Regions from separate parts of the Homo sapiens genome. Here region 2 is linked to region 1. Evidence: chromatin contacts called from ENCODE Hi-C or POLR2A ChIA-PET data. All regions are on one chromosome and are shown on one strand. Each heading gives the region's core, a stretch centred on a gene start or an enhancer-like site at or near the end of the contact. The rest is flanking DNA. Distances are from core to core; before and after follow the strand shown. Region 1 holds the start of JMJD1C-AS2 (JMJD1C antisense RNA 2). Region 2 holds the start of JMJD1C-AS1 (JMJD1C antisense RNA 1).

Region 1 (6,336 bases), core at 1,806-4,305:
TCAGCATCAAAGCGAGACCCTGTCTCAAAAAAAAAAAAAAAAAGAAAAGAAAAGAAAAGAGTACATTGTTTCTTGCCCAGTAGAGTTTGAAAATTGTCATTGAGGAGATATGAATATTATCATCATGGTTTGTGAATGACGTAATTGAATTATGAGTTATTCCTGATGTTACAGTTAAGCCATTGCTGCTATTTTTTAAATTCTCAGTATCTAAATAAATAAATAACTCCCTTAGGCCGGGCGCGGTGGCACAAGCCTGTAATCCCAGCACTTTGGGAGGCCAAGGCGAGCGGATCACCTGAGGTTAGGAGTTCGAGACCAGCCTGACCAACATGAAGAAACACCATCTCTACTAAAAATACAGAATTAGCCGGGCATGGTAGCGCTTTCCTGTAATCCCAGCTACTCGGGAGGCTGAGGCAGGAGAATCGCTTGAACTGGGGTCGGGAGGCAGAGGTTGTGGTGAGCCCAGATCGCGGCATTGCACTCCAGCCTGGGCAACAAGAGCAAAACTCTGTCTCAAAAAAAAAAAATGATAATAATAAAATAAATAAATCCCTTGTTTGAGATCCATGTATATAGGAAAACAGATTATTTTTATTTTGTGTTTATAACCTATGGTAGGTTGACAGTGAAGAGAAGAACTCAGGACAGTTAATGAAAGCATCACCTTTTCTTTACTGAGATCTCCTGTGTAAGGAAATCATTCAGTTAGTCTTAGAATTGTCATGAAAGATTAAGAAATGTTCATAGCATTGTGATCATCATCTTAGGTATTCAGTCGGTGAATTTCTGTTTTTAGGTGTAATCTAAAAGTTCTGTAAAATAAACATCAACAATGTTGTATGCTTCTTATGGCTGTTCTAGGTCTCTGTGTTTTTATTATGAACTTGTATCTGATCTTTTCAAGTTTTTGTCTCATGGTATTTTTTCCTCAATGCCAATTAACAGTGGTTAAACAAAATAGATAAGGTTTTCCTTCTAAGTCCAGAAGTAGACATTCCAGAGTTGATGTGATCATTTAAGGATGCCAGGGCTGTTGAAGACTGGGCTGTTGTTCTCTTGGTCTTTTCCTCATGGTCAGTTACAATATAGCTGATACTGTTGTTGTCTTCCTTAGTTCAGCTCCAGGCAGGAAGGAGGAGGAAGCAGAAAAGGGCAAGAAGGCTCATAGTGTCACACACACACAATGGGTGGGTTCATTTGCTTGGTGGATGACAAGTCCAGTGACCACAACCAAGTATGATTTCACAGGGGGATTTTATTACTTGCACCAAGTAAGGAGGACACTAGGGATAGTCCCAAAGGCAGTGCCTCCCCAAACAAAGGTGAACACCCGGGCTAGTTAGCTGAGTCATTGTATTAGAGGTGGAATAAAGGCAGTGCAGGCACATTTATCATGCTTTTACATACATCAGATGTATAGAAAATGGCACATAAACTACTTCCTGGGTGGGGATTTTAGTATGGTAGTGAGGAGAGTTTGCCAGAAGTTCATCTCCAGTTTAGTCATCTCTGGACCCAACCACTGGGCTGAGCTTCTTTCTGGAACTTCTTGAAACAACAAGAACTCAAGGCGCAACAGTTACAAAAGTGAGTTTTCTTTTTCTTTTTCTTTTCAGACGGAGTCTTGCTCTGTCGCCAGGCTGGAGTGCAGTGACGCCATCTTGGCTCACCGCAACCCCTGTCCCCTGGGTTCAAGCGATTGTCCTGCCTCAGCCTCCCGATTAGTTGGGACTACAGGCATGCACCACCATGCCCAGCTAATTTTTGTACTTTTAGTAGAGATGGGGTTTCACCTTGTTGGCCAGGGTGGTCTCTATCTCTGGACCTCGTGATCCGCCCGCCTCGGCCTCCCAAAGTGCTGGGATTACAGGCGTGCGCCACTGCGCCCGGCCGCAAGTGAGTACTTTTTCACAGTGCATACCCCAAAACCTGGGGACCCTGAGTTACAATATCACCTTAGTTTGCCCCTAGTCAAGGAGCTTTCTAAAACTCACCCCAAGTCATCTCAAATATTACATCTTATTTACCAGAATTACGTCATATTATCGTCTCTGTCTTCCAGAACCTTAAAAATTTTAGGATAGTCCATTATTGCACCTAGCAAAATCAGTGTTCTTTTGGTAAGAAAGCAGGAGTAGATGGATACTGTATTTACAACTTGAAGTCCCTACCTCAGAAACCACCATACTTTAGGAGCCTTCTGTTATACCCATAGGTTGGCCTCATTTTCCATAACTGTGCCTCTTCTGAAAGCATAAAACTACAATATGTCATTCTTACATATTTCTGTACATTAATCTTATTTTTTCCCTTAGCTTTTATTCTCTTAACTTCCTCAATAATTAAGTTGGTCTTTTTGAATGAGATGGTTGCCCTCCAAATGTTTTGAAAGCAGAAGTGATTAATGTTTGTAAGTCAATATATGTTATAGTATTTTATTGTTCATACTCTGTCATTTCCTCCTTTCACAGACCAGTAGATATACTTGGTTATAAAGTCTATAATCCCTGAATTTGTTTGCTTTTCATGACCATCTGCACTGGTTTTATTGTCATCTAATGTAGGTGTTAAGCCATTGTCACTTTTTTAAAAAAATAGTTTTGCCAGAGTCAGTGGATCACGTCTATACTCCTAACACTTTGGGAAGCGAGGTGGGAGGATTGCATGAACCCAGGAGTTCGTCTTCATCGAACGAAACAAAACAAAACAAAAATTAGCCGGTATGGTGTTAAACACCTTGTAGTCCCAGCTACTCGGGAAGCTGAGGTGCGAGGATCTCATGAGCCCAGGAATTCCAGGATGCGGTGACCTGTGATCATGCCACTGCTCTCCAGTGAGTGAGCTCTTGTCTCTAAAATAAATAAATTAGATAGTTTTATTGAGATATAATTTACATAGCATAAAATTAAACCTTATAAAATTCATTGATTTGTAGTATACCACAGAGTTGTGCAACCATGACCCCTATCTAATTTTAGTATACCCCCAAAAGAAACTCACTATCCGTTAGCAGTCACTTGTGTTCCTCTTCCTGCCACTTCCAGCCCTTTGGCAACCGCTTATCTACTCTCTTGTCTCTATGGAAATGTCTGTTGTGAACATTCCATATAAATGAAATCATATAATCTGTGCCCTTTTGCATCTAGCTTTCTTTCACTTAATGCTCTCAAGATTTATTCATGTTGTAGCATGTTGTTAAGACAACTTCCTTATCAGATAATGATTTGCAAATATTTTCTTCTATTCTTTAGCTTGTCTTTTCACTCTTGATTTTGATGAAGCCCAATTTATGTTTTCTTTTGTTACTTGTGCTTTTGGTGTCACATCTAAGAAACCATTGCCCAACTCAATGTCACAAAGATATTCTTATATGTTTTCTTCTAAGAGTTTGATAGTTATGGGTCTTACATATTGGTCTCTGATTTGTTTTGAGTTAGTTTTGTATATGGTGTGAAGTAATTTCCCAACTTTATTTTTTGTATATGGAAACCCAGTTGTCCCAGTACTATTTAAGAGACTCTTCTTTCCCCCATTGAGTTGTCTTGGAACCATACCAACTTTTTTAAAAAGTGGCTTTAGAAATAGTTGTGCATAAATAAACATGATTTTTTTATTCTTAATATTGAATCTGGATATTTAGAAATGGGATAGAGTTTTTAGTCCTTAGATAAGAGCTTACTTCCCTGTTTACAATTACTAGGATAGCAAGTAGCTCACAGTAGGAACTCTGAATAGGTTTGTTGAATATATATGGATGGTGTCTTGAGAGGAAATTGAGTGGGTGAATTTAAATGCTGTTGGAGCATTCAGTTAGAGATACTAAAATCATAAACCTTCTTATTTGTAGTAATATAGTGCTATAATAAGAGGCATAGTGATGATTCTTCTTTTTGCTTTGGTTTTTTATTTTGATTGTGCTGAGTATTCATACTTGTTTGAGATGCCAAGGTGCTGCTTTCTCAACTGGCAAATGTTTTAGAATAGGAAAACCTTTGCTCACAACATTTTCCCTGCAGGCTACTTTAAATTTTGCCTTGAATCTCAAAGCCTATGTAACATTGTATCAAAGCAACTCGTTTTATGCATCTGTGTTGGTCATTAATGCTGTTTGCCAAATAGTTTTTGTTCTCATCCTTCATGTTAGGGGCTGTGACTAATTCTGGCCAATAAATGAGTTGTGAGAAAAACAGATGTTTGAAAGGAAATTGTGCATCCTAATATTGCTGCAGTATTTAAGTTCCAGTATGAGATCTTCAAAGCTGTCTTTTTTTTTTCTTCTTCCGTTCTCAGATCCTGAGGCAACATTTTGAGGTGCTATTCCCCCTGAGTTAAAAAAGACCTGTCAGGCTGGGCTCGGTAGCTCATGCCTGTAATCCCAGCACTTTGGGAGGCTGAGGTGGGTGGATCACCTGAGGTCAGGAGTTTGAGACCAGCCTGCCATCATGAAGAAACCCTGTCTCTACTAAAAATATAAAATTAGGCAGGTGTGGTTGTGCATGTTTGTAATCCCAGCTACCCGGGAGGCCGAGGCAGGAGACTCTCTTGAACCCGGGAGGTAGAGGTTACGGTAAGCTGAGATCGTGCCATTGCACTCCAGCCTGGGTAACAAGAGTGAAATTCCGTGCCCCTCCCCCCCACCAAAAGAAAGACCTGTCAATAAGGAATGGACAGCCTGAAGAAGTAAATTTTATTTTAAGCCAGAGATTTTATGGTTCTTTGTGTAGCTACATAACCTGGCTTACCTTGACCGAGTATTTTTTTCTTGTTAGATTCTGAGACTTAGATAAGAGTATTATTATTATAATAGTATGGGTATTTCAGAAATACTTAGATAAAAGTCAAGGATAAGGGAAAGTTAAGATACATGGTATTGAACAATTAGCATTTTTGAGTTTTACTTTCTTGCCCTTATTGTTTTTTCTCTTTTTTTCATTGTTCTTAATTTTCTTTTATGTTTTGTTTCCATAGTCTAACTGGTGAGGTAATCACGATCAATAGTAACTTGAACTGAAGAATGGTTTTGTTCCAGTATATGTTTCTGCTTATAGTCACTGAAAAGTTTCTCATCTATTCCAAAGCCCTGCTTCTGTGCAAATTTAGTTCCTACTACATCAAGAAAGGAATTTTAAGGATCAGAACTACAGAAACATTCAGTTGATTTCTTTGACCTGTTGAACACTGTTCTGACATTTCAAGTAGTGAATGTTTTGTAATGAATGAGTCTTTTGTAATCTTTGTGAAATAATTTGTAAAATTTCGTTAATTGATCTTTTGTCAATATTAATGCAAGTTAGAGAAAAATGTTCTTTACTGGCACTGTGTAATTGAAATCAGTTACAAAGAATATTCTTAGTATGCAAACTTAAGTATATACATTTGCAAAGGAGAATTTTATTTAAAAAAAGTGATTGATGTAGTTTCTTTACTGTGAAAAGAAAAATGTTTTCCTGTTTTTAAGGTGACTTGTTTTTTTAGTCCCCTCCTCTCATATGAATTCCTTCATAAAATCTATGATGTTTGGTAAAGTAATTGATCAGCTGTCTTAATATATATATATGTGTGTTGTGTGTATTTTTAGGGCTGGAAATTGATTTTTAATGATAAAGTACAGTGGACAGCACAGAGGGGGCTAAGCCAAACTGTCTGGGATGCTGTGGTGGCAATGAGCTGGCCACACAAACTGCTGCTGCTGCTGCTTCTAGGTGGCTGCCTTGCTGGTGAGGTCCTTGCCTTCTCTGTAGCTGCCAGTGCCATCTCCTTTGCCTGCTCCTTGGCTTCCTTGGCTGTCTCAACAAGTGTTTTAGAAGGGGCCTTGCATTTCATCTTTGCCAAGATATATTCAAAACCCTTCATAGTCTTGGTCACGTTGCTTTTGAACTGGGCAAGACCAAATTCCTGGACACTTCTGGAGACACCAAATAAGCTAGAGGAGACCCAGGCTTCTCTGCGGATTTCGGTCCAGCCACTGTTGTTAGAGTTCATACAGTAAACACACTGTTTCTCCACCACCATCAGCCGGGCATGGTTGATGTTCCAGGTGAAGGTGGTCATGGTCTGATTCTGTGGGTCCACAATAGAGTCCTCCAGGATGTACACTGAATGAAGAACATTGGCAGGAAACAGTTGCTTGGCCCAGTGGGACATCCTGTTGGTCTTGGTCAGGAGTTGCTGGGACAGCAGTTTCTGGTCAGCAGTCACCTCCCGGTGTACTGTGTCTTCCGTCAAGACATGTTTGCTATAGGGATTTGGGTACTGATGCCAGAAGGCGGTGAACACTTGGTCCCAGGAACTCTGGAGCACGCCCTGGCCCAGGAAATACTTCACCATCGT
Region 2 (6,336 bases), core at 1,297-3,796, 35 kb before region 1:
CTCCCTACTCTTTTATCCTTACATATGTTGAATTATTGTCACCAAGTCACTTTACTGGTTCCTTAATCTACACTGATTTTAGAAATCTTCATCTGTAATTCTTAAGATAATTTGCTAAGTATTATACAGTGTACACTGAAAAAGTGGACTTGGAAATAAAATTGCCCAAGCAAAATTTTTTCTCTCAACTTGCCGATATGCATTTTTGGGTATGTTTTGCTGTTTTAATTTATTACAGGTTTTTTGTTTGTTTGTTTGTTTTCGGGGGGACTGAGTTTTGCTCTTGTTGACCAGGTTGGAGTGCAGTGGCACGATCCCGGCTCACTGCAACCTCCAGCTCCCAGGTTCAAGTGATTCTCCTGCTGCCTCCTGAGTAGCTGGGATTACAGGCATGCTCCACCATGCCCAGCTAATTTTTTGTATTTTTAGTAGAGACTAAAAATACATTTAGTTTCATCATGTTGGCCAGGCTGGTCTCGAACTCCCGACCTCAGGTGATCTGCCTCCTAAAGTGCAGGGATTACAGGCGTGAGGCACCGTGCCCAGCCTATTTATTACAGTTCTATGTTTGGTCTTTGGCAAAATTTGACCATGATTATTAAAATCCATCTTCCTTATAATTTTGGTTTCTAACCTATTAGCAGTGGTTGTGTTTCTCCACTTCAAATTGCCCAGCTTGAGTGTTCTAGAGAAAACAGATAAAAGCCTTATAGTTATTTTAAACATTCAGATTACTACTGTAAACTCTGTTAACTTTTTTTTTTTAAATAGAGGTTCAGGAAAATCTCAAGAAACTGAAATTTAGAATATTGGACTACCTATAAAAAAGCAGTATAAAGGGTGCCTGAAATCGAACTGCTCACTGACATTTGTAGGGAGGTTTGATTTATAACAAATAAGTTGATCAAAGAAGAGTGATTGTTCCAAGTTAGAGATCTTTGTGTGGGTTAGGGAGTCCGATTGTAATTGGATGGGAAATAAATATTTTTTTTCTTGAATTGTGATTGGCTAAAATCCTTTTCTTTCCATGGTATTTTCTAATAACTGAATCTGGGGATTTTCTCTGCTTTTATTATCTGACCAGTGTGTTTGAGCTGTGTACCAGTACTAAAAGTACTAAGACTGTCGCAGACACGGTTTGTGAAATTTCAGGACGTTGACAAGGGCCCGCCACGGAGCATTTGCTGTTCTTATAATAAAGCAGTGACGAATTTAAATCTGTGAATAGCTTAAACATGTAATTAGTATCACCACAAATGAGAAGAATGAAAGGATCACATTTTCCCCCTCGTTTTCCCTTGAAGTCATGAACGGTTGGTTCTGCTGTGACTTTGGGGCTTAGTTTTCAGTAGAAGTGTTGTCCTGCTCTGCTGCTGTTACTGCGGGACTGCTAATTCAGGCTAACTCAGGCGGCGGGCGCTGTGTGCTCTGAACATCAAACCGCGGGTGAGGCGTCAACCCAGGAGTTTATTTTGTGATCAGAGTGGAACCACTACACTTCACTTTCCCCTCACCTCCACCTCTGAGGGAGCAACGAATACAAAGGTAGACCCCCAAAAGCTTTGAATAGCTGTCGCCTACTTTCCCGCGGCCCTCTTCATTTTTTCGTCTCCCGCTGCCGCCGCCGCCGCCGCCTCTGGATCTGGACGGACCCAGTGGCCGCTGCCGCCTCCGCAGGGCCGGGCACTACTTTCCGTCTGCGGTGGTTCCGCCGACCCTCCCGCGGCTGCTGCCCCGCCCGCGCCGGCGGAAGGAGACGCGCTGCGCGCCGCCGCTGCCCGGGGAGGGAGACGGAGCAGTACTGGCCGCGGCGCGGTGGCGGCGGCTGGGCTGCCTCGGGGTCTTCGACGGCCGCGTTGGGTTTTGTTTCAGTTTTCTTGTGTGGCGCTGCAGCACAAGGCTGCGAATCTGGGAGTCCAAAGGAGTGTTTGCGGGGAGGGCCCGAGGTCGCTGTGTCCGGGGCAGAGCGGCCGGTTCGTCCCGAGTCTGCGCTCTTTCGGGTCCGCTGCTGTGTCCCGGTCCGCTCTCCTCAGCATGAGCGGCCGGTAGGAGTGAGGTTTCATCGGTTCCCTCGCACTGGAGGAGGCAGCGGCCGCTTCGGCAGCGACAGCTATGGCGGTAGAGACGCGGGCAGAGCTGGTGGGTAAGCGGTTCCTGTGTGTGGCGGTCGGCGACGAGGCACGTTCGGAGCGCTGGGAGAGCGGACGCGGCTGGCGAAGCTGGCGAGCGGGGGTCATCCGAGCCGTGTCACACAGGGACAGCCGCAATCCGGACCTGGCGGTAAGAGAGTCAGCGCCCCCCTTTTCCCCTGCCGCGCCCGCACCCGGCTCTCGCAGACGTACCTTGCAGGCTTCCCTCTGGCGCCTCGCTCAGCCCGGCCAACTGGCGGTCACGCCCCTCTGCTGAACCCTTGGCGCGTTTGCCCGCATCCCTTGCCTGGGTCCCTGCGTCTCTCCGAGCGGCTTCCCCTGTGGAGGTGGTGTCGGAGCAGGACTCCCGGGATAGCCGCGGAGGCTGCCCTGGCCCCCATCCCGGAGGGGTCGACCGCGGCTCCCCGCTGTGGCGCCTGGGCGGCCACGGAGACCTCCCCGAAAGGCGGAGCCGCGAGTCCGGCGCCGCGCGGGCAGGTGGGGGTAGGGGGCGGACCACTCATGGCGACAGGCGGCCAGCTTCCCTGGTATCTCTTTTCTTGGAAAAGTCTTCATAGTGCTGTAGCTCGAGACTTAAAACTTATCCTGTAAGGTTGCTGAAGGGGAGGGAGAAAAGAAAAGAGACCTTCCCACACAGTCCGGGGATTCCTATGTGTTTTAGAGGCAGAGGCCGTGGTGGTGGCTGTGCCCGGATTCATCCTCTCCTTAATAGATGCTTGGCTTTCTAACCGTAAAGGATAAAAGTGAAAAATTTTGGTATGGAGGGTAATCTCTCTTTCTGTCCCCAATGTGCTTTTCTTGTTAGAAAGGTATAGTTCTTTGGAGTCAAGCTGTTTCTGGGTTTTATACGATTTTAAATAAGACGAAAAATGTTGTCAATTAAAATGTTAAATGCCATGCAGAATTGATTATCTTTTTTTTTTTTTGGTTTCTTACATGTGACGCTGCCAGTGCTTTCTTTGAGTAGCGTAGGTATGTGCATGATATTGAGCTGTAATATGCTCTGTTGTGTTCCAAGTACATTCTCACTGAGGGACAGCTTGAAGGTAAGGGGCGGAGTAGAGACAAGACATGGACTAGACTTCCAAAGGTTGATTTATGAATACGTAATCTGTGAAATTTATTTGTAATGCCCTGAGCCATTTACTTTTTCAATGAAAACTTCAAATTTAGGAAATTTTTTTCCCTTTGTGTGCATGAAAGCTTACAATTCCAAATTCATTGTAATATTTGTACAGGTATCTACCTAATATTTTTTACCTACCTATTTTAATAGTTTCTGAGTGTGTTTTTGTAAACTCGGGTTTTCCTCACTGTAGTCAATGATATGGTTAATGCGGCATGTATTAATATTGACTCGATATCGCAAAATAGGTGTGTTTTGCTGATAGGTATTTCTAACAGAAAATAGAGGTAGTTTTGAAGGTTTTGGCTGGTTATTTTCGTATAGAAATGTATAATCTTCCTTAAAAAGTATTGGTGATGTTAGTGGTTCTAAAAATTATGGCAGTTCAATTCAGTAACTATTTTTGTTTGTGTAAAAGGCTGAGGTAAGAGGATTGCTAGAGCCCAGGACTTATTAAGAGTCCAGCCTGGGCAACATAGGTGAGACCCCCTCATCTGTAAAAAAGGAAAAAAAAAATTTGTATATATAAATAACTTAATTGCTCTCTTAGTTGGGAATTTAAGTGATTAAAGAGTTAAGTTTGCATATGTTAGTAAGGTATTAAGCTGGATATTAAAAAATAAATTATCTATGGATGGTAGAGATTGACTGGAAAGAATAGGAGTTTCTTCAGGTGATAGAAATGTTTCCTATCCTGATTGTTGGTTACACAGATATATATATTTGTCAAAACTCGTTGAATTGATACTATCTTTGCGTTTCACCATATCTAAATTTTACCAAAAAAAGAAAAATGTATGTTGAACCATACCTATGTGAACCCTTGATGAGTTTTTTTAATCTGTCTTTATTTGAAAATTTGAATATTAATTTAGTTTTTTTAGCCTAGAATCTACCATTTTAGATTTATTCCCAGATTTTCTTACATTCACATTTCTTAAACGAAACTTGGAACAGTTTAGCATTAACATAATGTAATATTCCTGTTCGACTTTGATTACTGCAGAGTAGATTTTAAGTTACATGAAATTAGGCTAGGCACAGTGGCTCACGCCTGTAAACCCAACACTTTGGGAGACTGAGATGGGAAGATACTTGAGCGCAGGAGTTTTGAGACTAGCCTGGGCAACATGGCGAAACCCTGTCCCTACAAAAAATACAGAAATTAGCCGGGCATAGTAGTACAATGCCTGTGGTTCCATCTACTGGGGCGGCTGAGGTGGGAGGATCACCTGAGCTCAGTGAGGTTGAGACTGCAGTGAGCCAAGATTATGCCACTGCACTCTAGCCTGGGCGACAGAGTGAGATCCTGTCTCTAAATAAATAAATAAATATGTAAAAAGAAAGTATATGGAAAATGTTGAATAGGCTAGTTTGTGATTTTTTTTTTAAAGCTACAAATATGTATAATTAAAAACCTGTTAAGTCTACTAGAAGTCCTGGCTGGATACACCAGGCAGGACATGTGCCACAAACCTGTGGCACATGATTTGGAAGGATAATGATAAGAACTTCAAAGTAGTTGAGGGAATATTGTGTCTCAAAGATAATCAGTTATTCTTATTTTGGGTCTTATGTATGAGGAATTGCCACGTGAATTAAATTTCTATAATTGTTTAATTAACGTAATCTTGGTGGTTTAAATGTTATACGCTTATTATTTTGTAGTTCTGGAGATCACAAATAAGACCTGGATCTTGCTGGGCTAAAATCAAAGTGTGGCAAGACTGTTTATTCTAGGAGAGATCCATTTTCTTTCCTTTTCTAGTTTTTAGAAGCTGTCCACATTCCTTGGCTCATGGCCCCCTTCCTCCATCTTAAAAGCCAACCAAGTTGTATCTCTCTGACCGTTTTTCCCTAGTCATCTCCTTCTAACTCTCCTGCTTCCCCATTACACTTGTAAGTGCCCTGTTGATTACTTTGGGCCAATTGACATAATCCAGGATAATCTTGCCATCTATTAACAACCATAATTCCTTGTAAACTTTAATTCTCCTTTGCCATGTAATGTAACAGTTACAGGTTCCTGGGATTAGGACATGGATATCTTTGGGATTAAATTATTTTTTACCACACCGTGGTAGCAAACATATTTCTTGTACAATATGAACATATATAATTTAATACAAATAAAGTAAGATTAAAATTTTATTTTTTCAGCCAGGGGTTATAGTGATATTACTTTCTAATCTTTTAAGTAATAAGTTTAATTAATAGAGTTTTCATTAGGTTATGTTGGATAATTTCAAATAGTTTGTCAACTTTTAAAAATATGGCGTGAGAACCTTTTGGGTTATCTGTATTGGAATTATCTTTGCTAACAAAATATCTAAGCCTTTTTTATGCAGGAGGACCAAGTTGTTGAAGAAGTTGAAATATATACAGCACATTGTGAACCTTTTTCATTTTGAGTTTCTTTTTTAGCCCCATTACTGAGTTTTGTCTTGGGATACATTTTTGACATTACTGCTGTTCTACTTTTTGAGGAATTTTTCTAGAAAATTGATAGTTTAAGGAAAACTGGCAGTTGAGAAGTACTGTTGCATAATATTTGTCTCCTTGAATAATATTGTAATATTAATTAAATAGCAGACATCAATTTACTCTCCTCTTGTTTAACTTCGCTTCCATTTATGATCTCAGTGATTTATTTATTTGCTTATCTATCCATCCATTCATCCATACACCCATCTATCTACCTTTCTTTGATGCTTAGGTTGATTGTATTTCTGTTTTCAAGCCAGTTCTGTCTAAAGTGTAAGTATTTAATAAAATATGTCTGGTTTTTTCAATAGAGAAAAGGACAATAAAAAATCATACTGTGTATTAAAGGCCAAACCCATAAATTTGCTTGTATTTAGGGGATATCCTGGGAATGAAGAGTTTAAACTGTTGAAATGTGTATCAGCTGATGTTATTTTGCAAAACTTCTGTCTTAAATATGAATAATATTCATGTTTAGGAAATTTAAAGTGATTTATGATTTCGCATATAAATAAAACCCCTTTTTGTTTTTGGGTCTACACATTTCTGCTTAGTTTTCTCATTTAAGTTTCTTAT

Evidence for each region. A loop is a pair of places that touch in the nucleus more often than their neighbours do. ChIA-PET counts read pairs that join two places held with the same protein, here RNA polymerase II (POLR2A). Pooled maps may share reads with other maps.
Region 2: a map of endothelial cell of umbilical vein shows a loop between it and region 1 (2.6-fold over the local background). The contact joins the promoter of JMJD1C-AS1 here to the promoter of JMJD1C-AS2 in region 1. A Hi-C loop is called at or near these places in 6 of 168 maps with a recorded cell type or tissue (CD4-positive, alpha-beta memory T cell, CD8-positive, alpha-beta T cell, PC-3 and 3 more), 4 of 37 single-sample maps with no recorded cell type and 7 of 50 pooled maps. POLR2A ChIA-PET finds 5 or more read pairs at or near these places in 10 of 52 experiments (CD4-positive, alpha-beta T cell, H1, MCF 10A and 6 more).

The regions. Positions count from the first base shown.
Region 1 is chr10:63,427,294-63,433,629 of GRCh38, reverse strand. It overlaps JMJD1C-AS2 (JMJD1C antisense RNA 2), which reads right to left and starts at 3,055. Exons shown (of 2, transcript NR_134312.1): 1 at 3,007-3,055; 2 at 2,428-2,857. All of the region lies in intron 1 of JMJD1C (jumonji domain containing 1C), which reads left to right. It also overlaps the pseudogene PRELID1P3.
Region 2 is chr10:63,461,439-63,467,774 of GRCh38, reverse strand. It overlaps JMJD1C-AS1 (JMJD1C antisense RNA 1), which reads right to left and starts at 2,546. Exons shown (of 1, transcript NR_027182.1): 1 at 1,212-2,546. JMJD1C (jumonji domain containing 1C) reads left to right here and starts at 1,798. Exons shown (of 26, transcript NM_032776.3): 1 at 1,798-2,280. The coding sequence starts at 2,113. RefSeq lists enhancers at 1,336-1,385, 1,836-2,005, 2,086-2,155, 1,777-2,566 and silencers at 1,656-1,805, 2,346-2,685.